Regions from separate parts of the Homo sapiens genome. Here region 2 is linked to region 1. Evidence: read pairs that join two places in POLR2A ChIA-PET (ENCODE). Cell type or tissue: K562. All regions are shown on one strand. Links, peaks and the distances in the headings refer to the core of each region. The heading gives the core; the rest is flanking DNA. Region 1 has its middle 72 kb from the start of ZNF100. Region 2 overlaps LOC105372323 (a long non-coding RNA gene).

Region 1 (14,987 bases), core at 4,680-7,179:
ACTTCAGTTTGGAGAAACCAGAGACACGGGTTGCCATATATCTTGAGAATCAGGATCCTCTTGAGGATAAAGACTTTACATTTATCATTCATGTTACAAAACAGTATTTTTAAGATGTGAACATGTTTCAGTGAAATTAAATAAAATGATTTTATCAGTATGCCAATGTGATCAAAATAACTGTATCAAGTTCACCAAATGTTTTGCTTTAGACTCTCCCAAAACAAAGATCAATATGTATGCACTGGTAGATGTTAGTTTTTTTGGTGTAGCTTTTTGTTTGCATTTTTAAAGATTTTTTTTCTACTCTATGCTGATGTTAAGCTACACAAAGCTTACCAAAAACTTAATTTTATCACATTTTTCAAGTGAAAGGTTAAATACTTTTTTTTTTTTTTTTTTTTTGAGGCAGAATCTCACTCTGTAACTCAGGCTAGAATGCGGTGCTTCAATCTCAGTTCACTGCAATCTCTGTCTCCTGAGTTCAAGCTATTCTCTTGCCTCAGCCTCCTGAGTAGCTGGGATTACAGGTGCTTCCCACCATGCTTGATTTTTGTATTTTTAGTAGTGATGGGTTTTACCATGTTGGCCAGGCTGGCCTTGAACTCCAGACCTAAAGTGATCCACATGACTCAGCCTCCCAAGTGCTGGGATTACAGGCATGAGTCCCCATGCCCAACCTAAATACTTACATATTGAAATTGACATTCTAGATTATTCTTTTCCACATTATATCGTCTGTAATTATTAGTACTGCATTGCAGTTTTTTCTTGCACAAGCTTATAAAAATATATCCAGTTGATTTCTTAGATAAGAGAAGAATCTGTTTTTTCAGACAGTAGCATGAGAATTCTTGACATACTATCTTTAGAGATACTGAAAGCAACTGGATAAATTTGCTGAAATTTGTCTTTGTTCATAAGCCCACTAGAGGCTAAGTCATAGCAACACACGTTGCCATAGTTCAATTCAAATTTTTTTGTCTAAAATCTTGTTGAGCCACATCCATCTATGTATGTAACACTAACTTGGTGACAGCTTCTTTATACTAAACCAGAACTCATTTTACCTGGTGGTTTTGTTTTAAATGTATGAGCTGTGCTATATGATATTCCAATAACTAATCAAAATGTAATTCAGAGACTATGGAGAAAAAGTCACATAGGCACACTAAAAATGAGTTGGAATCTGGCAGCTGACACTGATTAACAGGTTGAGCAGATTAGACTAGACCTAAATCCCTGTAAACAATATTAAAAGAAAGAATTTTTATTAATAACATCCTTGACAATGTAATAGGCCTATGAGATTTGAAAAGAAATTGATTAGTTTACCCATCATCAATCCATATTAAACTATCAAATTTTGAACACACCATAAAAAATAAAATTAGTAAACTATTCTTAGAGTTAATCTGATTAAAACAAGACTTCTGGGTATTTGAAAACACCAAATTATTGATGAAAAATACCCATTTTGAACAAATTCTTGATCATATATTATACATCATACATATATGATAATGTATGATTGCATATATGATATGTATGTATGATGTATGATATATATGATCAATAATTTGTTCAAAATGGACATTTTCATCAATAATTTGGTGTTTTCAAATACCCAGAATATATATATATTTTTTAAATACCCAGAATATATATATATATTACTACTAAGTAAAACCTAATACTAATAGCTTTGATTTATAAAATATTTGTGAATTTCTATCCTGTAGTGAAAAATCAAGAAATTATTTAAATCTGCTATCTAAATTTTGATTATAATATTTGGTATTTTAATTAAGTGCATGTATTCATATACTATGGCAAACCACCTATTTCTTTACTATCCTGCCATTTTATAAAATAAACCTGAATTTGTGGAGATATTTGTAAAAAAAAAATTATTTCTAAAAAAAGTTTTGATTTAGACATCAAAATAGATATTAATGTCACATTATAAACATAGTTTGCTGAACCCTACAGTAATCTGTAGTTTGTGTACAACAGTCTTAGATTACCTAAAACAAAAAGTCTCTTTCTTATGTTTAACATGCAAAAGTCCAAAATATATCCAGACAGATGGAAACTGTGACTGCCATCTTAAGATACAAATGTTTCAGCACGATAACACTGTTCTGTGTATGTACAGATGGAAAAACCAAACTTTGAAGTTTTCAAATCATAAACAGGAGTGTAATTTGTGATTCTAAACCTTAAATATAGGAAACAAACACATACAGTTTACTCTTCTTAATTTAAAATATACTGTTCTTTGAACAATTCAAGTAATGTTAGACTATCAAAAATTTCATAAGCCATACAAGTGTCAACTGCATTTTCAAAATTATAAGAACTTAAGAGTAAACTAAACTGATACAGTTCAGTTTAAAAAGTAAACTACTTTTTATTTGCCTTTGTGATAAGAATCACCTGTATTTATTTTGGAACAAACAAGAAATTATATGGTGGTAACTTGCTGGGTGCTGACTGTGATGGTATTTACTTTCCTAGGGATAGGAAGATCCAGTGGACCAGAATCATAAGCACCTTGCCATGTTCATTGCTGTTCTTTTTTTCTGTGACTAAGATTCATTTCCCAGACTCTGAAATGGCTGCATTGTCTGGGGTAAATACCTGGGGTTTGTTGTCTCACACGAGGAAAATTTAGAACACGAACACACACGAGGATTGATTTTGGGGTGGAAAGTTTAATAGACAACACGCCTGTAATCCCAGCACTTTGGGAGGCCGAGGCAGGTGGATCACGAGGTCAGGAGATCGAGACTATCCTGGCTAACACGGTGAAACCCCGTCTCTACTAAAAATACAAAAAATTAGCCGGGCGTGGTGACGGGCGTCTGTAGTCCCAGCTACTCGGGAGGCTGAGGCAGGAGAATGGCGTGAACCCGGGAGGCAGAGCTGGCAGTGGGCCGAGATGGCGCCACTGCACTCCAGCCTGGGCGACAGAGTGAGACTCCGTCTCAAAAAAAAAAAAAAAAAAAAAAAAAGAAAGTTTAATAGGCAAAAATAACAGAGAGAGAGAAAGCTCCTCATGCTGAGAAACAGGGTCACCTAAAAAATTTCCTGGTTGCGGGTAGAACACAATTGATTTTGTAGAGAAGCTTGAGGAGTCAGTGATTGATTTACATAGGGCACAGGAGATTGGTTGACCAGGTGTGCCATTTACATAACCCATGCAAAGGCTGGCCCTCCCACCCTAGTCTTTTATTATGCAAATGTAGCTTCTACCTGTCACCATGATACCTGCTCACGTGGCTTTACCTGGCTGGTGCCATGACACCCACACAAGTGGTGTCAAAGAAAAAAGAGGAGGAATTCACCTCTGTTGAAATGTACTTGCCTTTTAATACAGCCGCCTGCATTTACAAATGAAAGTCTCCAGCCTGCTTATCAGCTTGCAGCTTGACTTTTCAGGCTGTTTTCTGTTAGAAAAGAATTGGCTTTGGGGCTGCTTTTTATTAAAGAAAAATTCTAGTGAGAGAACTCTTTTACCCTCTCTAAATGCCTAAAATAATTTCTTAATAACTCCTATATTATTCTCCCCTCAGGAGACGTATTCCTAACTGCTGTTAGGGGGTGTCAGATGACGAATCTTTCAAGATACTTCCTGCTGAAAAGGGCCATCATGTTGGGGAACAGCAGTTAGGGCTCCTCCTGAGGTTGATCTAAGAGTTCTTGAAAAAAAATGGTGTGTCCAGGCCAGGTGCAGTGGCTTATGCCTGTAATCCCAGCACTTTGGGAGGCCGAGGCAGGTGAATCACCTGAGGTCAGGAATTCAAGACCAGCCTGGCCAACATGGTGAAACCGCATCTCTAATAAAAACACAAAAATTATCCAGACTTGGTGTTGCGTGCCTGTAATCCCATCTACTAGGGAGGCTGAGGCAGGAGAATTGCTTCAACCTGGGAGGCGGAGGTTGCAGTGAGCCGATATCTCACCACTGCACTCCAGCTTGGGTGACAGAGCGAGACTTCGTCTTAAATCAAACAAACAAACAATAAAAAAAAAGAATGGTGTGTCCTCGTGTGGCTCTGTTTGCAGCACCTAGGCAAAAAAGAGATAATTTTTACCAGAAGGTTTTGAAGACAGGATTAGAATATTCATATTAAGATGACCGCTGCTAGTGGGGTAATACAACCTTATGGTATAATAGCAGAGTTCTACACCTGTTAGTTGTCCCAATGGATTGTAATACTGGTTTGCCTCCACTAGATGTTGCTGTACATTACCAGAAACGTTAATATAAAAGTAACATTTTCTTTGAGAAAAACATACATTTTCCCCTTGACTTGCCATTAGGGAATACTTTTAGGTTTAGGCCATTTTTATAACTTTCAATATGATTGGGAGAAATACATCATCCGGTGGCTAAAGTAACTTTAGTGTTAATCTTGGCAATGCCTTTCCTTTAATTATTCAACTCTTTATTTCCACAGACCATCTTATAACAAACTTTCTGACTTGTCCTAAACATCCATTCTTTAAACAACCAGTCATCTCCTTTTAGAACAAGAATTTAACATACAAGATTCTTCCTTATATAAAATCTTTCTTTATAACTGTCTTTCTGTAGCTTACAGTGCACCATATTACCAATTTTTTTTTTTTTTGAGACAAAGTCTTGCTCTTGTCCCCCAGGCTGAAGTACAATGGCATGATCTCTTGATACCCTACCTTGTTTTAACCTGATTATCTCTCTTAGCTGAGAGAGCCGGACAGACTCCATTTTATTTCCTTCACTTACAGCCCCTTTACCTCCCTCCCTTAAGGGCATAACTAGTGCAAGCTGACTCCAAGCACGTCCAGGAATGCACTTACTGATAAGATATTGAGGCAAGCTGAACCAGCAGCTCCTGGGGACGCACCTAAAACCCCTGCATTTACCTCTTTGTGATAGTTTAAACCCCTGCACCTGGAACTGTTTATTTTTCTGTAACTGCTTCTGTAACCAATTAATTTTTTTAACTTTCTGCCTGTTCTACTTCTGTAAAAATTGCTTTAGCTAAACTCCGCCTCCCCTATTTAGACCACGATATAAAAAAAATCTAGCCCCTTCTTCGGGGCCGAGAGAATTTTGAGCACTAGCTGTCTCTCGGTCACCGGCAATAAAAGGACTCCTGAAATTAGTCTCAGAGTGTGGCGTTTCTCTACAACTCGCTCGGTTACAACATTTGGAAGCCCCAGCAAGATAATTGCCACCTGGTGAGTGCCGGACTCGCTCCAGGCTCTCCTGGCTGGACAGCGGGCTTATAGGGGAGGCACCTCCTGAAGCTGTTCCAGAGACCCGTAGGCCACTGTCTTCCGGAGGGGAACGGATCGACTGCCGGTGTGTGCCCTCCAAAATCAACTCCTGAGTCCTGCATTTCTGGTCCTGGGAAGGTAAGTCAGATCTGACTCTGTTTCTCTGGGAGGGAAGCGGCCCTGACGAGGGCGTCCTTCTGACTCTGCCCATATTCCAGGATGCTGGAGGACGGAGTCCTGGTTTCTGTCAGCCTTCTCTGTTAAGACTAGCCTCTCTCTCTCTCTCTCTCTCTCTCTCTCTCTCTCTCTCTCTCTGTCTTTCTCTCTGTCTTTCTCTCTCTCTCTTTTTATCTCTTCTCCTTCTCTCATTCAGGTTTCTAGGAGACCTCTGTTTTAGAATGGGAATAAAGAATTGTGATAAACTCTGTGTAAGTGTGTGTGTGAATGTGGGGTTCAAGGGCTTGTCCTTGAATTTCCAGTTTGCAGCTCCACGGTGAAAGCTACGGAGTTGGAGTGGGCCCTCACCTGTGGTTCCGTGGCGACCTCATAAGGCTTAAGGCAGCATCGGGCATAGCTTGATCTGAGCCGGTGGGTTTATACCGGTCTGCCAATGCCAAGAGGAGCCTAAGTCCCCTCCGGCGGAGCAGCCAGGTGGGCATCTGGCTGATCCCATCACGGGACCCCCTCCCCTTGTCTGTCTATAAAAATTGTCATAATTGTTTGTATACCCCGGTGTCTCTTGTCCTGTCTGGTGTCTGTCTAAGTTTCACATGTCAGGTCATCGATATTTCCGAAGATGACTGGGCAAGAACTTCTTTAAAGTCCTGAATGCAGATTTTCTAACACAGGAGGTCAAATTTCTCATCAGTCATTTGGGCTGGTCTTCCCAGTCCTGCCTTTTCTGTCAGAAACAAATCAGGTGTTGTTACGGGGAGGCGTGTGGGGAACATTTGCCCGTTTGGGATTTCTGGCACCATAAAGATTGCTAGCATTTGGATTGCCACACCCCATGCCCCAGTGACTGGACCACCTCTGCCTTAGACCAGTGGTGGATTCAAAATAGCCACCCTGCAGTCCTCCTTGCTCACCTTTTCTGTCATCCCATAACTTTTCCCATGCCCTTAGATAAGGCACTGTGCAGAGAAACCTGTGCCCATACTGCTTTACTCCACCTGGATTCTTATTCTATCCCTCTGGCTACTCTCCTACCTTAGAAAAGATCAGAGTGGCCCCTTTCCTCCTCATCCCCATCCCTTACCCCACCCATCTTGTTTTCCTGTGTCACAGCAAGTCCAACGTCCAATGACTCTACTCTCCCTCCTAAAATCCTTAAAAGAAAGGGCCAACTTTAAACTTTTTGCCTTTGAGTCGTGGAGATACCAAAGATATTTGGGCTATAAGTCAGAAAGGAGGGGAGGATCACATAGGTCCCACTGGCCTCAGACCCACCTCTTGTCCTCCCCCTAGATCTCAAAGCTTAAAGAAACAGAACTTATGTGACAAGAAGTGTTGGCTATAGTTGTTTTCCTACTTCTTCTGGTTATAATACTTCTGTTCTTCCTATACTACAGCCCCCCAGATTGTGAATTTCTCTGTCCATGCTGAGTTTAATATTTCGCCTAGACCTTGTTAATTGCCTCCAGAATGGGGAACTCTTCTTCCTGGCCCCATAAAGATTGGAGCCCTTCCAATATACGTTACAAAATTCCTCTCTGGGCTTCTCAGAGGATTATGGAGTCTGCCTTAAGAAAGCAAACTCTGGACACTTTATGAAGTGGAATGGCCACAGTTTGGAACCAGGTGGCCCCTAGAAGGGTCACTGAATCTCACAACTGTGCAGACTGTGTGGCAGGTCATTGCTGGAACTCCCGGACACCCCAATCAGTTTCCTTACATTGATCAATGGCTAGATTTGGTCCAGAGCCCTCCTCCATGGCTCTGCTCATGCACCATTCATGATCCCACCTCCCAGGTCCTTTTGAGCCCGACTGCACTTTTGCCCCAACCCTCAGCTCCCTCGGCTCCTCCTGTACTGCCTCCTTCTAAAGAAGAGGAAAGTTTTCCTCACCCATGTTTGCCACCCTACAACCCTCCTGCTCTCCCAGAATCTTCCCATGTCTCCTTGACTACATGCTCTGTGGCTTCTCCACCTATAGCCACCCAATTACGGCCTCAGCCAGAGGAGGTGGCCCCTCTCCTCCTGCTGAGAGAGGCCCAAATCCCTCCAGGCAGTGAGCGCTCTGCTCCATTTTTAGTTTATGTCCCCTTCTCTACTTCTGACCTGTACAATTGAAAGGTTCATAATCCCCCCTACTCTGAAAAGCCCCAGGTCTTGACCTCACTGATGGAATCCATGCTCCGGACTCACTGGCCCACCTGGGATGCCTGTCAGGAACTCCTTTTAACACTTTTCACCTCTGAAGAGAGGGACTGTATCTGAAGGGAGGCTAGGAAGTATTTCCTTACATCAGCCGGTAGACCAGAGGGGGAAGCCCAAGACCTCCTAGTGGAGGTTTTTCCCTCTACCCGGCCCAGTTGGGATCCAAACTCCTCATGGGGAAAGACAGCTTTGGATGATTTTCACTGGTATCTCCTTGTGGGTATCAAAGGAGCAACTCAAAAACCCATAAATTTATCTAAGACAACTGAAGTTTTCTAGGGGCCTGATGAGTCACTGGGAGCATTTTTGGAACACCTCCAGGAGGCCTATTGGACTTACACCCCTTTTGAGCCAGCGGCTCCTAAGAATAGCCGTGCTATTAATTTGGCATTTGTGGCTCAGGAGGCCCCTGATATTAAAAAGAAATTACAAAAATTAAAGGGATTTGCTGGAATGAATATCATTCAGCTTTTAGAAATAGCACAGAAAGTTTTTGACAATCAAGAGTTTGAAAAACAAAAAGAGGCATCTCAGGCAGCTGAAAAGGCTGCTGACAAAGCATCAAAAAGACAGGCAAAAATCTTAGTGGCTGCCATCCAAGAAGCCAGGAGGGAAGGGCCCCCAGCACAGAGCGCTGGCCAGGAGATCTCGGGTCCCTGCCAAAAAGGCCAAAAAGGTGAGCAGGCTCCTGTACTAAAAAACCAATGTGCTTATTGCAAGCAGATTTGACACTGGAAGAAGGAACGCCCATTAAAACCAGAAGAAAAACCAGAGAATAAAAAGGTCCTCATCCTCCCTGCTGTGGAGGAATATGCTGATTGATGGGGCTGGGTCTCCCTCTCCCTTGGCCCCCGGGAACCCATGGTGTCCGCCACAGTGGGGGGCCGGCCTGTACGTTTCCTAATTGACACCAGGGCAGAACACTCAGTACTGCAAATGCCCTTGGGCAGTGTCTCTAATAAAAAGGTGGCTGTGCAAGGGGATACTGGAGCTATTCAGGAATATCCTGTCACCCACTCATGAGAGGTGAGTTTGGGACAGAAAAGAGCAACCCACTCATTTCTCATAGTCCGAGAGTGCCCCTTTCCCCTCCTTGGATGAGACCTACTTCATAAGCTGAAGGCGTCTATCTCCTTCTTGGCCCAACAAGCTCACCTTGCTTTAGGGGACACAATGCCCACTGCTGTTCAGCTCCTGCTAACCACCCCTCCATCAAAAAAAATCTCTTAGTTTCACCCTCACAAGCACTGGATAATAAAATTAATCCTCTCCTACTGGATTTACAGACTCTCTTTCCTTGAGTCTGGGCTGAGTCAAACCCCCAGGACTGGCAAAGCACTATCTGCCAGTAGTTGTACAACTCCTGGCCACTGCCTTGCTAGTCCAGGTAAAACAATATCCTATGAGTCAGCAGGCTAGAGGGGAAATCTATCCCCATATTCAGCAACTGTTACAAGCTGGTATATTCACACCATGTGAGTCTGCCTGGAATACTCCATCTTTGCCAGTCCAGAAACCCAGAACAAATGATTACCAGCCTGTACAGGACTTGAGAGAGGTTAACAAGTGGACAGTTACCATCCATCCAACTGTCCGTAACTCTTATACTTTACTCAGACTGCTCCCACCAGAACATACAGTATACACTGTCACTGACTTAAAGGATGCCTTCTTGGCTATTCCTCTGGCCCCCAAAAAGCCAACCTATCTTTGCTTTTGAATGGACAGATCCTGGCTCAGGAAACACCACCCAATTAACCTGGACCCAGTTACCCCAGGGTTTTAAAAATTCCCCCACACTTTTTGGAGAAGCTCTCCAACAAGATCTCATACCGTTCTGAGCCAGTCACCCTAACTGTACTCTTCTCCAGTACATGGATGATCTTTTATTAGCTACTGAAATTACTGACAGCTGCCTGCAACATACTAGGGACCTGCTTGGCCTTCTGCAGGAACTCGGGTACCAGGTCTCACCAAGAAGGCCCAGCTTTGTCTTCCCAGAGTTTCCTACCTAGGGTAAAAGATAAACAAAGGAAAAACGGCACTCACCAGTGCTCAAAAGGAAGCCATCCTGCGAATCCCCACTCCCACCACCAAGAGACAGGTATGTGAATTCCTGGGGACCATGGGATAATGTCATTTATGCATACTGGGGTTCACAGAAATCGCTAAGCCCCTGTACACTGCTACCGGAGGGAATGGCCCACTAGTTTGGACTGACAAAGAAGAACAGGCTTTTCAAAATCTAAAAAAGACATTAACTGAGGCCCCTGCTCTTGCCCTCCCAAATATCTCAAAACCATTTCACCTTTTTGTTCATGAGAGCCAGGGAGTTGCTAAAGGTGTACTTACTCAGACTTTGGGACCATGGTGACCCCCAGTGGCCTATTTGTCTAAAAAGCTAGACCCTGTGGTCTCCAGGTGGCCACGTTGTCTGCGAGCCACAGCAGCAAAAACAAGCCTGGTCCAGGAGGCTGATAAACTGACTCTAGGCCAGAATTTAACCCTTACAGCTCCTCATGCCATAGAAACTTTGCTATGAAGTGCTTCTGGCAAATGGATGTCAAATGCTCGCATCCTGCAGTATCAGAGTTTACTGTTAGATCAGCCTTGTTTAGCTTTCTCTCCCACAAGGTGTTTAAATCCAGCTACCTTGCTCCCTGATCCAGACCTTACCACACCTGTCCATGACTGCCAAGAACTGTTAGAGACTATGGAAACTGGCCGACCTGATCTCTGAGATGTGCCCCCAAAGGAGTTGGATGCCACCGTGGTTACAGATGGCAGTAGCTTCCTTGAACAGGGAGTATGAAAGGCTGGTGCAGCCATTCCAACAGAGACAGATATACTGTGGGCCTAGGCACGGCCGGCAGGTACCTCAGCACAGAAGGCTGAATTGGTCGCCCTCACTCAGGCTCTCTGATGGGGTAAGGACAAATGTATTAACATTTACACTGACAGCAGGTATACTTTTGCTACTGTACATGTACATGGAGTCATCTATCAAGAGTGAGGGCTACTCACCACAGCAGGAAAGACTATTAAAAACAAAGAAGAAATTTTGGCCCTGCTTGAAGCTGTTTGGCTTCCTCAGCAGATGGCTGTAATTCACTGCAAAGGACATCAAAGACAGAGCACAGCCGTTGCCTGTGGTAACCAAAGAGCAGACTCTGCAGCTCAAGAGGCAGCTCTGCTCCCAGTCACCCCTTTAACCCTGCTGTCCACAGTGTCCTTTCCACAAACTGACTTGCCAGACCAACCAGAATACTCCCCAGTGGAAGAAAAACTAGCTTCAGATCTTCAGGCCAGTAAAAATCAGGAAGGTTGGTGGATTCTTCCTGATTCCAGAATCTTTATGCCCCCAAGCCTTTGGGGAAACTTTAATCAATCATCTGCATTCTACCACCTGTTTGGGAAGAATAAAACTGGCCCAGCTTCTAAAGAGCCATTTCAAGATCCCCCACCTTCAGGACTTAACTAACCAAGCAGCTCTCTGGTGTATGGCTTGTGCTCAGGTAAATGCCAGATGAGGTCCCAAGCCTAGCCCAGGCCACGGCCTCCAGGGAAGCTCACCAGGAGAAAAGTAGAAAATTGACTTTACAGAAATAAAACCACACCGGACAGGGTATAAATACCTCCTGGTGCTAGTAGACATTTTTTCTGGATGGACTGAGGCATTTGCCACAGAAATGAAACTGCCACCATGGTAGTTAGGCTTTTACTCAATAGAATCATCCCTCGACATGGGCTGCCTGTTGCCATGGGGTCTGATAATGGACCAGCCTTCACCTCGTCCATAGCTTATCGGTCAGCAAGCCATTAAACATTCAATGGAAACTCCATTTCGCCTATCGACCCCAGAGCTCTGGACAGGTAGAATGCATAAACCACACCCTAAAAAACACTCTTACTAAATTAATCCTAGAGACAGGTGAAAATTGGGTAAGGCTCCTTCTTTTAGCCCTTCTTAGAGTAAGATGCACCCCTTACCGGGCTGGGTTTTCACCTTTTGAAATCATGTATAAAAGGGGTGCACTAGCTTGCCTAAGCTAAGAGATAACCATTTAGCAGAAATCTCACAAGCTAATTTGTTACAGTACTTGCAGTCTCTCCAACAGGTATGAGACATCATCCAGCCACTTTTCTGGTGAGCACATTCCAATCCGGTTCCTGCCAGACTGGACCCTGCCACTCTTTCCAACCGGGTTACTTGGTGTATGTTAAAAAGTTCCAGAAAGAAGGACTCACTCCTGCCTGGAAGGGACCTCATACTGTCATTCTCACCACGCCAACGGCTCTAAAGGTGGATGGTATCCATGCTTGGATTCATCACTCTGACATCAAGAAAGCCAACAAAGCCCAGCAGGAAACATGGGTCCCCAAGCCTGGGCCAGTCCCCTTAAAACTGCACCTAAGTTGAGTAAAGCCATCAAATTAATCCTTTTTATTTACCTCTTTTGTTTGTTTCTGCCTATTATGCCGTCTGCTCCATCCTACTCTTTTCTCCTCACGTCTTTCACAACAGGATGTGAGTTTTCAAACACTACTTGGAAGGCAGGAACCTCCAAGGAAGTCTCTTTTGCAGTCGATTTATGTGCTTTGTTCCCAGAGCCTGCCTGTACCCATGAAGAACAGTGCAATCTGCCAGTCGCAGGAGTGGGGAACATCAACCTTGCTGCAGGATTCAGACACACAGGAAGCTAGACCGGAGGTGGGAGCTCTAAAGGTGCAAAAAAAGGACTCCAAGGCGTTGACTTTTACCTCTGTCTTGAAAATCACCCTGACTCTAGTTGTTGAGATTCTTTTCAGTTTTTCTGCCCTCACTGGTCGTGTGTAACCCTAGCCACTTACCCTGGAGGATCAACCTGGTCCTCAACCCTTTCCATAACTCACAATTCCCGTCCTAGACCGTGTACTATAAAAAATTGTAGCCCTCTCACTATAACTGTCTGTAACCCTAATTCAGCTCAATGGTATTATGGCATGTCATGGGGATTAAGGCTTTGTATCTCAGGATTTGATGTTGGAACTATGTTCACCATCCAAAAAAAGGTCCTGGTCCCATAGAGCCCTCCTAAGTCAACCAGGCCTTTAACTGATTTAGGTGACCCTATGTTCCAAAGACACCCAGACAGGGTCAATTTAACTATCCCACCACCACTCCTTGTTCCCAGATCTCAGTTACAACAACAACATCTCCAATCCAGCCTGATATCCATTCTGGATGGGGTACATCACCTCCTAAATATCATCCAGCCTAAACTAGCCCAAGATTGCTGGTTGTGCCTGAAGGCCAAACCCCCATGGTATGTTGGGTTAGGAATAAAGCCATGTTCAAAGTTAACTCTCTTTCTTGTCATACACAGCCCCATGCCCTTACACTAGGAGAAGTGTCAAAGAACACCTCCTGTCTAATTAGCTCTGGGTATAACTTGTCTGCTTCTGCCTTTCAGGCTACCTGTAATCATTCTCTACTTACTACCTTAAACACCTCAGTCTCCTACCAGGCACCCAACAATACCTGGCTGGCCTGCACTTCTGACCTCACTTGCTGCATCAGTGGGACTTAACCGGGGCCTCTCCTGTGAGTGTTGGTTCATGTGCTCCCCCAGGTCTATGTGTACAGTGGGCCAGAGGGACAACTTCTCATTGCTCCCCCTGAATTACATTCCAGGTTTTGCTGAGCTGCCCCACTCCTTGTGCCCCTTCTGGCCAGCCTTAGCATAGCTGGATCAGCAGCCATCAGCACAGCTGCCCTTATTCAAGGGGAAACTGGACTAATGTCCCTGTCCCAACAAGTAGATGCAGATTTAAGCAATCTCCAATCAGCCAGAAATATACTGCATACCCAGGTAGAGTCTCTAGCTGAAGCAGCCCTTCAAAACTGCTGAGGCTTAGATCTACTATTTCTCTCCCAAGGAGGGTTATGCGCAGCTCTGGGAGAGAGTTGTTTCTATGCCAATCAGTCTAGAGTCGTAAAAGATACACCCCCAAAAGTTCAAAAAAATCTAGATAGATGCCAACAGGAATGAGAAAGTAACACCCCCTGGTACAAAAGCACCTTTAACTGGAATCCATGGCTAACTATCCTAATTACTGGATTGGCAGGACCCCTTCTCCTCTTCCTGTTAGGTTTAGTCTTCGGGCCTCATATATTAAACTGGTTTCTTAACTTTATAAAGCAGCACATAACTTCTACCAAACTTATGTATCATAGAACCCAACATACCCCCTTGTTATAACCAAGGAATCAATTATTTGATTCCCCAAAACACGAGTGGGGAATGTGATACCCTACCTTGTTTTAACCTAATTGTCTCTCTTAACTGAGAGAGCCAGACAGACTCCATTTTAGTTCCTTCACTTACAGCCCCTTTGCCTCCCTCCCGTAAGGGCATAACTAGTGCAAGCTGACTCCAAGCACATCCAGGAATGCACTTACTAATAAGGTATTGAGGCAAGCTGAACCAGCAGCTCCTGGGGACATGCTCAGTGGATGGCCCCTAAAACCCCTGCATTTATCTCTTTGTGATAGTTTAAGCCCCTGCACCTGGAACTGTTTATTTTTCTGTAACTGCTTCTGTAACCAATTAATTTTTTAACTTTTTGCCTGTTCTACTTCTGTAAAAATTGCTTCAGCTAAACTCCCCCTCCCCTATTTAGACCACAATATAAAACAAAATCTAGCCCCTTCTTCAGGGCCAAGAGAACTTTGAGCACTAGCCATCTCTTGGTCGCCGGCAATAAAAGGACTCCTCAATTAGTCTCAAAGTGTGGCATTTCTCTACAACTCACTCAGTACAATCTCAGCTCACTGCAACCTCCACCTCCTGGGTTCAAGTGATTCTCCTGCCTCAGACTCCCAAGTAGCTTGGATTACAGGTGCCTGCCACAATGGGTTTCACCATGTTAGCCAGGCTTGTCTCAAACTCCTGACCTCAGGTGATCCGCCCGCCTCAGCCTCCCAAAGTGCTGGGATTACAGGCATGAGCCACTGCACCCAGCCCATATTACCAATATTTAATGAAAAGTCCTATCAAGCTCAGTGAAGTAAAACTTTCATGCTTACTTTTGTCTGTAGCTATTACCTCTGATACAAGGATAATAATTAAGCAAAACAACCTTCACTAAATCCTGCAATTATTAATACTGTTATAAGTATGATAACTCGGCCAAGTATTATAGCAATTAGAATTTTGCAATCAGAATTACACATTACGGGTGCCAAAGTGTATAGTTCTGCAAATAGTGGAGTGAGTATAACAATTCGTGCAAGAGTTGCATAATAGATAATTTTTTTTTTTTGAGACAGAGTTTCGCTCTTATTGCCCAGGCT
Region 2 (14,987 bases), core at 8,249-10,748, 69 kb after region 1:
ACTGACCTGAGCAAATAAGGGCAGCCAGATATAGGGTTTTGAAAACAGATTCCAGATCTTAAGGAAACAGCTGTAAAAGCACCTGGCTATGGGCATAGATACAAGTAGGATGAAAAAATGTTGTCATTTTGCAATCATTTTACAATTTGTAATATTCTACCTTTTTTACATATGTGGTATATAGAACTCTTCCACATCAAGAAACTTGTGCAGACCTACAGCTACTAAGTGGCTGGGCTGAGACTCAGGATCAACTTTATCTGACTCCAAAGCCCATACACCTCCATAGATCACACTACTAAAGTAGCTGCCCTGCCCTAGACTCTTGAAATCCTGGAGAGTGACACTTCTACAGAAGAAGTCAGATTCCTTTTAGATTTGTGCTCATAGAGTACTTTTTATCATTGGGAATAATCCTCACAAAAATTGCAGAAGCACATGGTGGCTCTCACCTGTATTTTTAGCACTTTGGGAGGATGAGATGGGAGATGATGTGAGCTCAGGAGTTCCAGTGCTGCCTGAACAACATAGTAAGATTCTGTTTCCATGACAAAAATGAAGAAATTAGCCACCCATGGTGGTGCATGCCTATAGTCCCAGCTACTTAGGTGGCAGAGGCAGGAGGATAGCTTAAACCTGGAAGGTCAAGTCTGCAGTGAGCTATGAGTAGTTACACCACTGCAATCAAGACTGGATGACAGAGTGAGTCCCTGTCAAAAGAAGGAAAGAAAGAAGGAAGGAAGGAAAAGAAAGAAAGAGAGAAAGAAGGGAGGGAGGGAGGGAAGGAGGGAAGGAAGGAAAGAAAGAAACTGGAGAAGCATTTTGTAAAGACATAAAATAATTTGGAGAAATAGCTGAGGGATGAGTTTAGAAAATCAAAGTCCAATGGCACATTATTAGTTTTCATCATAGAAAATATTTGAAATCTTTTAAAAGAAAAAACCTTTAGATACATTAATTTTTTTTTTTAAAGATGGAGTCTTGCTTTGTCACCCAGGCTGGAGTGCAGTGGTGTGATCTTGTCTCACGGCAACCTCTGTCTCCCCAGTTCAAGCGATTCTCTTGCCTTAGCCTCCTGAGTACCTGGATTATGGGCATGCGCCACCATACCCAGCTGATTTTTGTAGTTTTAGTAGACACAGGGTTCCACCATGTTGGTCAGGCTGCTCTTGAATTCCTGACCTCGTGATCCACCTGCCTCAGCCCCCCAAAGTGCTCCCAGACGTGAGCAACAGAGATCAATTGAGCATGGAATGATTTGCAAATTGGGTAGGCTGTGGATCCAGAGTAGGCTCAGAGAGAATCTAACACAGCCACATGATGAAAATAGATTTATAAACAGCAAAAGCAAAGTGACATACAGAAAATGAAAGTGAGATACAGAAACAGCCAGATTGATTACAGGTTGGGATTTGCCTTATTTAATCATGATTTGAACACTTGATGTTCTTTTATTGGCAAAAACACAGAGGTTTGTACAATAATTGGTTGGTCTATTTATATACCCAGTTAGATTTCAGTTTACTATGTATAAAAAACCTAGTGACCAAAGTTAAACAGGAAAGGGGGCAGCTTTAGGCATAATTAATTTAACAATTTCTCCCTTTTGGTCAACTTCTCAATTTTGAGAGATAGACCAAAACTTTAGACATTGATATTACTCTGTCACCATCAAAAATGTACTTATTTGGTGGCGGCAGCAGCAGTGGCCGAGGCTGAGGGAAGATGGCAGACAGCGTGGACCACATAGACATTTACGAGATGTGGGTGAAGAGTTAAACCAGGAAGCTGAATATCGTGGGTATGGCCAGATAGATTTGTATGACTGTGTCATATCTCCATCTGCAAATAATGGAGATGCCACAGAAGACTGGGATTACATGGATACTCTCCCACCAACTGTTGGTGATGATATGGGTAAAGGAGTGGCACCTAATGTTGTCTATACACATACTGGAAAGAGAATTGCATTATATGTTGGAAATCTAACATGGTGGACAACAGATGAAGACTTAACTGAAGCAGTTCATTCTTTGGGAGTAAATGATATTTTGGAGATAATTTTTTTTTTCTGTTTTTGTTTTGTTTTTGTTTTTTTCTTTTTTTTTTTTTTTTTTTTTGCAGTTGCAAGATTTAATAGAGTGAAAACAGAGCTCCTATACAAAGGGAGAGGACCCAAAGAAGGTAGCAGTCACCAGCTCGAATGCCTGGGTTTATATCCTGACCATTGTCCCTCCCGCTGTGCTCTCAAGCAATAGATGATTGGCTATGTCTTTACCTCCTGTTTTTGCCTAATTAGCATTTTAGTGAGCTCTCTTTACTACCTGATTGGTCAGATGTGAGCTAAGTTGCAAGCCCTGTGTTTAAAGGTGGATGCGGTCACCTTCCCAGCTAGGCTTAGGGATTCTTAGTTGGCCTAGGAAATCCAGCTAGTTCTGTCTCTCAGTGCCCCCTCTCAACAGGAAAACCCAAGTGCTGTTGGGGAGATTGGCTGATGACCACTCTAACTGCTTCCTGCTGAATTGGGGTGTAGTAGGGGTCTTGCAGTTGAGATTTCCTTGAGAGGAGTGCCTTCGATGTCATCAACTTTGGACTGTATCTGGGGCTCCATTTGAAGAACCATTTGTAGCTTTACAGCTTCGATTCTGGAGGAGACAAACTTAACAAGGAGGTTAAAGATACAGAATCCAAAGAGGAGTAACAATATTATAGCTGCTAGAGGTCCTAAGAAGGGGAGAATCCAGGGCATCCATTGGCTGAGGAGGCCCCAGGTCCAGTGTTTTGAAGCTCCTCTGCTCTACATTATATTTGATCTCAAATTTCTTTAACTTTCTTGGTGACAATTCTGGATTGATTAACATAATAACAGCATTGTTCCCCTAAAAATAAACAAATTCCCCCTCTTTCGGTGGTTAGCAAGTCTAAAGCTCTTTGATTTTGAAGGACTACTGCTGCTAGGGAGTGAAGTTGATCTTGCACTAACCTCCACTGTCTGTTGGGTTTCTGTACTCCTAAAATTGGAGTATTGTAGGGGCTATTGCATGGTTGGGCTTTTAGGTCCTTAACAATCTTTTGGAGTTGTTGTTGGGCCTCGGGTTTAAGGGGGTACTGCCTTTGGTAGGGAAAAGAGGTGGAATCCTTTAGTTTAACTTGAACAGGATGGGCATTCTTTGTTCATCCATATTGTCCTTCTGTTGCCCAGACTTCAGGATTATTCCTTCCTCAAGTAGGGGACAACAAATGGGTGTTCCTTCTCCTATGTTCAGGTGTATAATTGCCCTTGCTTTTGCTAGAATGTCTCTCCCTAACAAGGGAGTGGGGCTTTTATGCATAATTAGAAAAGCATGTGAAAAGAGTAAATTTCCCCAGTCACAACTTAGTGGCTGGGAGAAGTTTCTAGTGACTGGCTGTCCTAGGACCCCTCTGATAGTGACAGATCTGGAGGACAGTTGTCCAGGACAGGAGAGTAAGACTGAGAAGGCTGTGCCAGTGTCCAGGAGACAGTTAACCTCCTGGCCCTCAATGGTCAAGCATACCTGGGGCTCTGTGAGGGTGATGGCATGGGCTGGCACTTGCCCCAGGAACACTCCGTCCTGCTGCTGGATCATCTGGTTAGTGGCTTCTGACTCAGAGGACCTTCATCCCTTGGGGCAGTTGGCCTTCCAGTGATTCCCTTGACATAAGGGGCATGGATGAGGGGTTGGCTTATTTCTACTTGGATAATCTTTTTTAGTGTCCTTGTAGACCTCACTGGAAGCAAGCCCTATTAGGCATTTGATTTGCCCAGGTTTTCTCTCTTCCAGAGCCTCCAAAGTCTGCTTGCTTGAGGGCCATGACTAAAGTGGTGGCCTTTTTTTTGTAATTCTGTTTGTCCCATTCTGTCTGCTCTCCTGATCTCTATTATAAAAAACTGAGGTTGCCAAGTTCAATAGGGTTTCTAAGTTTTGCTCGGGCCCAAGGTGGACTTTTGAAGTTTTTTTCTAATGTCTGCAGCTGACTGAGTGATAAACTTATCCTTTAAGATTAGTTGGCCTTCAATAGAGTCAGGTGACAGAGAGGGATGCTTTCTCCATGTCTCCCTTAATCTCTCCAGAAAGGCAGTAGGATTTTCTTCCTTTCCCTGTGTTATACTGGACATCATTGAATAATTCATAGGCTTTTTCCTAGTTTTTCTTAGTCCTTCTAGCATGCAAGTTAGCAAATGTCTGTGGCACCAATCTCCATGTTCTGATTCTATGTCCCAATGAGGGTCTGCACTGCGAACTGCCTGCTGGCCTGTGGGGAATCATTCTCTTTCCTCTGTTGTCATCCTATCATTGACCTGACTAAGATACCAGAGATCACCAAGCTCTCACGCTGCAGTAATGGTGGCACTTCTTTCATTTGTGGTTAGTGTCTGATATAGCAGTAACATTATATCTCTCCATGTCAGATGTTAGGCTTGTCCTAACCCTTGTAAAACATCAATATAGCCATCAGGGTTATCTGAGAATTTACCTAGGTCTATTTTAACTTGTTTTAAGTCTGAGAGAGAAAAAGGTATACACACACTGGCTGGGCCAAATTCTCCTCCTCCCACTGCTTGGAGTGGACATAATGGGGGAATATTGGCACTCTTTGACTCATTGTTTACCCCTTTGTATATCTCCTTTTGGACCATTAGGGTTGAAGGGGTGTCCTTATTAGTTGGGGAAGGAGTCGGGGGGACACTGGGGTAGGGAGATAGACTCTGAGGGCTTCCTGTAGGGCTTTTTACATAATTGTACTTTTTACATAATCACAAGTTGTCCCTTAATGAAAAGAAAGTTTGCACATATGGCACTTCACTCCATTTGCCTTCCTTTTTACAAAAGAGGTCTAGCTGTAAGATGGTGTTATAGTTTATACTTCCCTCAGGAGGCCAGGTTTTTTCCCCTTGAAGAGGATATCATGGTGAGGTTGTACTGCAGAAGAATATAAGTCATTTCTTTCTTAGTGTCTGAGGGTCAATTGGCCCCAATTCTCCAGAATATATCTTAGGGACATTTTTGCCTTGGGGGGAACATTTCCCATCTGAAAAAAGAACATAGGGATGCCAGCACCCCTGGTCATTTTCCAATAAGCATTAGTCATAGAGCGGCCTCTATGTTCTTAATGCTTATTCCTTTCCAGGGTGCATAACCACCCATAGGCCTCTGCTTATCAGATTAGTTATGTTCACTGATGTAGCAGTCCTGCACCTCTTTTCCCACCTCTCTTGACCACAAAGAAAGGGGTCCAGGCTGCTGGATTCTAGTGGTCCTTTACCAAATTGCCCAACATTGTTTTTGTGCTCAGGGGTGAGTACTAGACCTGGGCTGGGTTCCTAAGTATTTCATAACAACCCAGCTGCCCCATCAAGATGCATTCCCATAAACAACCGTTCTTATGCAAATTCATTTCAGAGAGGGTGTAGGTAGCCCTTTGAGTCAGGATTGAAATAGTCTTTTTTGATTCTGTAAGTACTTTAAGGCCTGGCTGAGTGCAAACAGCTCGTGCATTTGAGCAGACCAATTATTAGGCAATTTTTCCAACTCTGCTTCCACAGGAGCCTCCGTATCAATTACTGAATACCCTTTTTTATTTTTTTCTCAATCACCTGGGAGGAACCATCTATCATCCTCTCCTGAAGGGATTTCCTCTTAGGTCTGGTTGGACCTTTGTATAGTAATTAAGATTTAAATCCCCTGTGAGGAAATCTGCTGGGTTAAGGGAATTATCAGTGGTTAGTGTTAAATTACCTTTTTCTAACAGAATAACCCCGTATTTTAAGACTTTTTGAGTTAGTAAGCTACTTTTTTCTTGTTTGCCTTAAACTAATTCTGAACTGGTGAGGTGTGCTCACAATGAGTTTTCCTCTAAAAGTTACTTTTCTACTTTCTACTGCTACGAAAGCAGTTGCCACTATAGATTGAATGCACTTGGGCCATCAGTCGGTCTCTGGGTTAAGGATTTTTGATAAGAAGGCTACGGGTGGTCAGTGGTCTCAGTGTTTTCAGGCTACGCCCTTGTTTACAGTGACAACAGGGTAGTATTGGAGTGTTATAGGGTCATGGATAAGACCTTCATTTCTCAACTATAGGTTTTTAATTTACCCTGGCTTTTAAAGGAAGAGGGCACACTTTTTTTTTCTACTTCTATCTTTCTCTTTCTTTCTCTCTTTGACTCCCTCTTTGTCTCTCTGCCTCTCTTTCCTCTCTCCTCTCTGTCTGTCTCTCTTTCTCTGTCTGTTTCTCTCTCTGTCTCTCTCTCTCTCTCTGTGTGTGTGTCTCTCTCTCTCTGTCTCTCTTCTCTTAGCCATTTACAAAGTTGGGGCCCTTGCCAGGGTGGTAGGGAACAGGTCCCACATAACTGCCCATGTTGAAAGCTGTATACCTAAATCAGGAGGGGCACCAGGGACAAGACTCCCTGGGTTTATAGCCTAGATACCTAAGGATGCAGCATAGAGTTTCCTTAGATCCCTTTGGAGATACAACTTGCTAGAGGAAATGAAAATCTGAACCATTAGTACCTAGGAGGCAGAGATCAGAGGAAGTAGATTCAGAGGTAAGGAGAATTTTGGGGCTATATTTTCAAGAAAGTCATGCTCAGGACCCAGGAGTTATGGGTCAGAAGGAAAGGTGGGGGCACACACATGGGTGACTGTTGAGTAGAGACTTCTGGCTGTGCCATAATCTCAACTGGCTAATGCCAGGACTTCGGGATGACAGCTTTCTGCCTCTAGTTGGCCCTCAGCTTCCCCAAGAAAATTGAAAGTGGAAGCTGGTTCCAGGCAGGCCAACATTCCCAACCCAGAAGGGTTGGGGGTTGTTAGAAAGCCCTTCCCAGACAGCCTCACACCTGAGTCTTAAGTCCCTTGGCCACGCTAATTGTTTTTAACCAGCTGACAGGTGCCCAGTATTTTCCTCCAATTCTAAGGAAGGATAGGACAGAATAGCAAGCGGAAGTGGTCCAATGTTACTCACCACTTTGGAGGTCGCTTCATGGTCACCAAAATGTTGCCGGGGGGGGGGGGGTCCTTGCTCCCAGAGCTCCCAAGATGGTGGCAGGCCACTTCCAAAATGGCAGCAGGCCACTTCCAAGATGGTAGCAAGCCTTATGTTCTCTGACCTGGGGTTCTTGGCTTCACGGATTCCAAGGAATGGAATCTTGGGCCATGAGGTGAGTGTTATAGTTCTATTGGAAGCCATGGGTCATGGAAGAGAACCATGGAACCCAGTGACTACTGTTCAGCTTGATTAGAATGAACCCAGGAACTTAGCCATGCAGGAACAATGGCAAGCCTTTAGCCTGATTAGGAGCAGCAATGGGTGCCTTGCTGGATCAGGAGCACAGTGGACACCTTGCTGGATCTGGAGGGATGAAAGTCAGTGGCAGGTCTGCAATGGCGGCAAATAGCAGTGGTGGACAGCAATCAAAAGCTCAGCTCGAGCTGTAACAAACATAGACCAGAAGAGAGTGCAGTTGTAAGATTTAATAGAGTGAAAACAGAGCTCCCAGGCCAGGCTCAGTGGCTCACACCTGTAATCCCAGCACTTTGGGAGGCCAAAGCAGGTGGATCACCTGAGGTAGGGAGTTCGAGACCAGCCTGGCCAACATGGAGAAACCCTGTCTCTACTAAAAAATGCAAAATTAGTCAGACATGGTGGTGCATGCCTGTCATCCCAGCTACTCGGGAGGCTGAAGCAGGAGAATCCCTTGAACCCAGGAGGTGGAGGTTGCAGTGAGCCAAGATCATGCCATTGCACTCCAGCCTGGGCAAAAAGAGTGAAACTACATCTCAAAAAAGAAAGAAAGAAAGAAAGAAAGAAAGAAAGAAAGAAAGAAAGAAAGAAAGAAAGAAAGAAAGAAAACAGAGCTCCCATACAAAGGGAGGGGACACAAAGAGGGTAGCCCAAGATAATTTTTTTTTTTTTGAGACAGAGTCTTGCTCTGTCACCCAGAATGGAGTGCAGTGGTGTGATCTTGGCTCACTGCAAGCTCCACCTCCTGGGTTTATGCCATTCTCCTGCCTCAGCCTCCTGAGTAGCTGGGACTGCAGGGGCCCACCACTACACCTGGCTAATTTTTTTTGTATTTTTAGTAGAGATGGAGTTTCACCATGTTAGCCAGCATGGTCTCAATCTCCTGACCTCATGATCCACCTGCCTCAGCCTCCCAAAGTGCTGGGATTACAGGCGTGAGCCACCGTGCCCGGGCCTGCACTCCATTATTGACCACACTAGCTTTTAATTCTTTTAGTAATTTAAACTCTACAGGAGTGTGTTCATTTAAAAGATTTTGCGGATCATTCAGGTCAGGCCTTATGGTAATAGGAAAAGTGCAAGTTCCTAAAGGTTCCCTAGCCACAGCAGCAGTGCACAAAATTTTTTGTATGGGGGTTTCTACTTCTGTTATTGGAGGGTGTGGCAGCGGCCAATTCTCCTCTCCTGTTTCCTGCTTAGCAAGGGGCCAATTCTCCTCTCCTTTCTCCTGCTCATTGTTTTCAATAGGCCCAGTTGGAGGAACAAATAATTTTTTTAAATCTTGAGACTCAGAACCTGGCTCCTGTTGTGTGACAGAATAAGAAGGAGACAACAGCTGTAGGACCGTGTGAACAAAACCCCAAGAGGAAAAAACAGAAGGGTCTACTTTGGGACCTTTTTGATGAGCCCATTTCAATTTGTCTCCTACTCTGTCCCAATTTTCCACATTGAGAGTGCCTGCCTGCAGAAACCATGGGTTATGTGTAATAACCTCCTGCAGAAGCTTAGTTAATGTCTGTGAATTAACTTGAGCTCCAGACTGTGTTCAATAAAACTTTAAACAACTGCACATAATGTTTTTCTTCAACAGACAAATTCTACCCCATGTTACCCTGATTCAGAGACTTCCCATCCTCAGTACTTCTTTAGAGCACTGGCCTTATATTCCCTGCTGACAGACTCGTCCTGGGGTCCCGGTTCATCTGGTAAATTTCACTTCCTCTGCTCTAGCAGACCTTCTTCGTCACGTCCTTGAAGTCCCTGTTGTTGGTGCCACTTGTCATGGAGCCTGGAAAATGGAACAGAGGACGAACACGGGAATAAAGAAAAAGACACTAGAGTATGTTTTCAAGAAGGGGTCAGGGGGCTCCTTGCTTCTAGGGAGCAAGGCCCCTGAGCTTCTAGAGCCCTTTGTATTTATTAAGTAAAGGAAATAGGGAGAAAGGGGTGGTTGTCAATCAGCTGCTTGATTTAGTGCAGGCCTGCACGAATGCTTTCTTTGAACAGTAGACTCCAGATGTTCCAGTAGACAACTGCAAGGAGCACAGTGCCAGGGAGTGACTGCCCTCAGCATATCTTCTGGTGGCAGGCACAGATGTGAGTTTGCCCACATCCTGCATTCATGATAAACAGTTTGCTCTTTAATCGTATAGCCTCCAGTGGGATGCTGAGTTGGTCACAACCGTCAGGCTTTTGGCTCCTAACAAGAACAGTTTGCTGTTTGCTCATATAGCCTCCAGTGGTATACTGAGTTGGTCACAACCCTCATTCCTTTGGCCTCCAACAGTAGCAGGCAAAGTGAGAGAATAAAAAAGGTTAATACCCTACAAGAGTTGCAATGTACAACAGAAAGCATAGCAAGGAACAAATTATCTGGAGTGAATGTGTCTGTGTCTGGACCAGGATTCACTCAGCCTCCTAAGTTATCTTCTTCAGCATAATGTCCGGGGTCTGTGTTGTCCTAGGAAGCCACATCGTCCAGGGCTGTTAGGTCCTGCAGTGTCATTTCCTTCATTTCTGATACCGAGTTGGGTCCTAGCCAAGCCATGGTAAGGTCTGATGCCTCGTGCTGGAATCCAAAGAGGACCTGAGGGGGTGTGAACACGAGCATACCCTCTTCCCCATGTTAGCAAATCATCTGGACCACACCATACATTACTATTTACATCTTTCCATAAAACTGAAGGTTTTATATCTTGAGTGATTTTTGCAAGGTGCTTGTCTATAGCTGATTGAAATTTATCATCTAAATTTAAGAAACTCAGGGTAAATAAGGCTTGTGCCAAAAGTGTTGCAGGGTCCTTACTCATATTTCCCCTTTTTTGTTTTCTGAGCATATTTAAGGGCAGAGTGGACACTTTTTATTATAGCCTGTCCTTGGGGGTTATATGGGATGTCTTGGAATGTAGGATGTTCCATGTGTGACAAAATTGGTGAAACTGTGAGCTGGCATAAGCCGGACCATTATCAGTTTTAATTTTTTGGGGGCCACCTCATAAATGCAAAAGTTAAGAGAAGATGTTTAATGACATATTGGATGGACTCTCCAGGAAGAACATGAGCGCTAATTAGGTGGGAATAGGTATCAATGGATACATGTACATATCTTAGTTTTCCAAATTCAGGGACATGTGTAACATCTGTTTGCCATGCTGATTAGGTTCTAGTCCTCTAAGGTTAACATCTGTTGAAGGAGGGGATGTGCCTGTGAGCTGGCAATCTGGGCATTGCAGGATAATTTGTTTATCTAGTCTTTGGGTAAATTGAAATTGTTTAGTTAAGTTTCTCCAGTTTTGGTGGAAAAATTGGTGTGATTGGGTGGCTTGGTCAAGCAAGTGACGTCATAACCTGCAGGTCTGCTTGATTGCTGTCATGAACTAGTGGGCTGGGCAGCAAGCTTTGGGCCCAAATGTGTGTGATAAAAACAGGATGTGTTTGTTAATGTAGCAATTTCTTAAGTCAAAGAAAAAGGGCACACAGAGTGGGCTCAAGAGTTGACTTAATGAGGACTGTTTCAAGGTTTTGCAATAAATAAATGGAGTAAGCAGAGTCATTAACAATATTGATGGGCTGAGTGGAAAAGGTTTCCAGGACCAATACTAGGGCTCCAACTTTAGCTGAGTACTAGTAAATCTAGATCGAGTGAGGAAGTTATGCGGTTCCCACCAGATAGCTGCTTTTCCATTTTTACCAGAGCCATCAGTGAAAACTGTTAAAGCACATTAGGTATGGGGGAGTGAACTACCTTTGTAGGCATAATTACAGGAGTATAAGAGCTAGAGTAGTTCATCAGCGGGAAGGGTACTTTCTATATGGCCCACATAATCAGAGAGTGCTATTTAAAGAACTAGAGATAAGGTCGGGTGCGGTGGCTCATGCCTGTAATCCCAACACTTTGGGAGGCCAAGGCAGGCAGATCACGAGGTCAGGAGATTGAGACCATCCTGGCTAACACAGTGAAAGCCCATCTCTACTAAAAATACAAAAAAAATTAGCCGGGTGTGATGGTGGTCCCCTGTAGTCCTAGGTACTCAGGGAGGCTGAGGCAGGAGAATGGCGTGAACCCAGGAGGCAGAGCTTGCAGCTTTCAGTGAGCTGAGATCGCACCACTGCACTCCAGCCTAGGTGATAGAGCAAGACTGTGTCTCAAAAAAAAGAAAAAATCTAGAGATAAGGGCAGGACTCCTTCGAATTGTTTTTTACTTAAGGGTATTCTTATGACATCAGAGTCATAACCTTGCAATCGATTGCATCATCTGTGGCCTGTATAAATGACTTTACCAATTAGCTGGATATAGGGGGACAGTGTTTTAGTCCCAGTGTGTGAGCAAAAACCCATTCTAGGAAGCACAGCCCTGGGGCCATCTGTCCTATTAATCCTGTTGGGGAATGTTTTGTAGGAGAAACAAACAACTGGACTGAATATTGTGGGTCTATGCAATCTAGTTTCCTATGAGAAATAGCTTGCTCTATTTCCTCAATTACCCTATTTGCAGTGGAGGTTAAATACCTGGGGGTGTCCAGGGTTTCATTGCCCTTTAGGATAGAAAACAGGTTCTGCAACTTATCAGTAGTTATGTCCAAGGTGGGGTGAAGCCAGGTAATATTGCCTAGTAATTTTTGATAATCATTTAAGGTATATAAGTTGCTAGTATTTAACATTTTGAGGTCTTACTGACCGGGAAGTTAGTATGTATCTAAGATATTTCCAAGGGGAGGACATCTGTACCTTTTCAGGTGCTATGATTAAACCTCTTAACTGTGTATTCCTTTTGACAGGGGCATATAAACTCAAAAGTATTGGCTCCATTGGGGCCACCAGTAAGATGTCATCCAGATGATATTGCAATTAGGAAATTCTTTTCTACTGGGAAGCAAAGCCTGATTTACATGATACTGACACACGGTAGGACTGTTTAGCATTCCTTGAGGAAGTACTTTCCAATGAATTGGAGGAGCTGGCCTTTCATTATTTATAGCTGGTATTGTAAATGCAAATTTTTCTCTTTCCTGTTCTGCAAGGGAAATAATATAAAAGCAGTCTTTTAAGTCAATAATGAATATAGGCCAATCTTGAGGAATCACCGTGGGGAAAGGGAGCCCCTGTTGAAGGGGCCCCACAGGTTACAAATTAGCATTGATAGCACATAAGTCATGCACAAGTTTCCATTTACCAGACTTTTTGGGAATGACGAAAATAGGTGAATTCCAAGGGCTGTCTGATGGTTCTAAATGGCCAGCTTTTAATGGCTCCTCAACTAATTTATGGGCTCATTGTAATTTCTCTCCCTTCAAAGGCCACTGTTCTACCTAAATTGGATCTTGAGAGAGCCACGTCAGGGGTAGGGGAGGAATAACAACAGTGGCCATTATTAGAAAGAGGTCTGCAGAGTAACCCCCCATTGGGCTAATAGGTCCCATCCACAAATATTAACTGGGATGGGCATGATTTGAGGTTGTATAACTGCTTTCCTTCTCTCTGAATCATGACATATTAAGGGGTGTGTGCTCTGCTTGGCTGTGTGCACTTCCCTGATGATGACAATTTTTTGTTTCTGAGTGACCCAAGGCCAAGTTTCTGGCCAGTTTTCATCACTGATGATCAAAATGTTCACCCTGTGTCCAATAGGCCAGTAAAATTTTTATTTTCAATTTTTAAGGTAATCATGAGTCTCTGATCAGTGATTGATTGGTTCCAATATACTCCTGTGGCTTCCGTGTTTCCAAAACCTCCTTGTCCCCTTTCCTTTCCCTGGGCATTGGGAACCCAGTATGGTAAGAGTAGTAACTGAGCTATTTTAGATTTAGGGGGAAGAATATGTAGACCTTTACATTAAATCATAATTAATATCTCATCTTGGTAATCACTATCAATTACCCCAGTGAGCACATTGACTCCTTTACTGGATAGGTTTCATCGCACTAGGACCAGTCCCACTGTTCCCAGAGGCAGTGGACCCCAGATCCCTGTTGCAACCCTTTAGGGTGTTCTCCTTCTTTTAGCACTAATTTGTCAGGGCAGAGTAAGTCCAGTCCTGCGCTCCCCAAGGTGGCTGCTCTGAAAGAGAGGACTGTGGGCTTTCCATCTAACCGAGGAAAGCCACTGGCATTGCCCCAGTGTGGAATGGGGCCTGGGGCCAGCCCCTCATGAAATGTCCCACCTGATTGCTTAGGGGGTTGACATTTTTATCAAATTTGGACTTGCATTGATTTGCCCAGTGTTTCCCCTTTTTACATCGGGGGCATGTAGAAGGGTTTTTTTTTTTTTTTTCCTGAGTTACTTTGGTCTTTACTATTGGGGCATTCCCACTTCACATGACCTGGCTCTCCGCATAGAAAACAATTTGGGTTTTTCTCCCTTTTCACTTTAGGAGGCTTTAATACAATAGCCTGCATTGCCTGCTGGCAGTCTACATTAGCATTTTCATAAGCCAATTGCAACAATAAGATTTCAGCAGCCTGGGCGTGACTAATTTGTCTCTTAATTGCCTGTGTTAACCGACTGATAACAAATGGCTCCTTAGGCCCTTGTTGAACATTCACAAAAGATCCCTGTTGAACTCCATCTTCAGGAATTCAGTCCCAAGCCCTGCGAGCACACAAAGACACTTGTGCATAGGCCTGGGGAACAAAATTAATTGTTCTTGTACATTGACATAGGGACCCCTCCCCTGGAGCATAGCGGCCGTTATGTTTTGCCCAGCCAACTGATTCTGGTTGGCTTGTTGTTAGTACAACTCATCATATTCTGCCTTCCAGAGGAGATATTGACTGGCTTCTAAAGTTGTTTTAGCTAGTAGTGGCCAGTCTCATGGGGTCATATGGAAGTTGGCTGCTGTGGCATCTTTATAGGTGTTAAAAGTAATGGGTTCATGTACCCAATTGCCTTGTTGATCTTGCATCACCGGGCATGCCAAGAGCTCCCCTTCTAATGCTGCTTGCCTAAGACAGGGTCCCATAACTGTAGTGTATCCCTTGTCTTTTTTCCAATTTACTGGGGGAGGGGGCACAGGGAAAATCTCTGTCTCCTCTGTGGCACCTTTACCTGGTAACAGCAGGGCTGGGGGAGGAGGAGGAGGTGGTAAGGTAGATGATGGTTCTTCCTCCCTTCCCTTTTTAGGCACTTCTGTGTAGAGCGGGGCCAAAGCAGCCATAACAAAGCCCCCTAACATTAAAGATGTTACTGGGACCTGTTGCCCTTGCGCATGATGTCATCTAAGTTTTCTCCCCACTTGTTCCCAGAGCTCTAGGTCTAGTGTGCCTTCCTCTGGGAACCATGGGTTATGAAAAACAACACTTTGCATTAGGTCCCTTAATTGGGCTTCCAAAACTGAGGCTCCACTAGCTTGAAGCAGCTGTTTCAATACTTTTATATGCTGTTGCTGTTGAGCTGATAACTGTTGTCCCATGATGAAACCCTAGCTTGAAAATCCCCTCAAACTTGGAAATCCTGAATGGGCACTGATTACTTACTGCACAGTCTCTTCACCTTTGTTTTTGAGGGTTCCATTGCAGCTTTGTTCACATGGGGCACCAGCTGCCAGGTCTGTCCCATAGACCCTGGCCAATTGATGAATGAAAGGAGTACTCAGACACAGGTATGCAGTGTAAGAGCAGCTAGAGGACTGGCCAGCACTTGTGGTCAAAGACGAGAGCAGCCCCGAACAGCTGGAGCTGCTTGCTTTTATTCAGTACAGACATAATACGGAAAGCCTGGAGCAAACA

Evidence for each region. ChIA-PET counts read pairs that join two places held together with the same protein. Peaks named below come from ENCODE experiments on the same cell type or tissue, not always from the same donor. Only the 100,000 strongest peaks of a DNase experiment are listed, where the experiment ranks them.
Region 2: POLR2A ChIA-PET joins it to region 1 with 5 read pairs; 1 of 35 experiments calls an interaction of 5 or more read pairs at or near these places.

The regions. Positions count from the first base shown.
Region 1 is chr19:21,687,663-21,702,649 of GRCh38, reverse strand. No RefSeq gene overlaps it. Among named protein-coding and RNA genes, the nearest start is that of ZNF100, 72 kb to the left of the region's middle. RefSeq lists an enhancer at 3,323-3,823. In K562, for the core only: no CTCF peak of the experiment used is centred there; no DNase peak of the experiment used is centred there.
Region 2 is chr19:21,621,915-21,636,901 of GRCh38, reverse strand. It overlaps LOC105372323 (a long non-coding RNA gene), which reads right to left. Exons shown (of 4, transcript XR_001754056.2): 4 at 8,926-9,051. It also overlaps the pseudogene CPSF6P1. Among named protein-coding and RNA genes, the nearest start is that of ZNF429, 120 kb to the right of the region's middle. RefSeq lists an enhancer at 9,601-9,895. In K562, for the core only: no CTCF peak of the experiment used is centred there; a DNase peak (open chromatin) is centred at 9,740.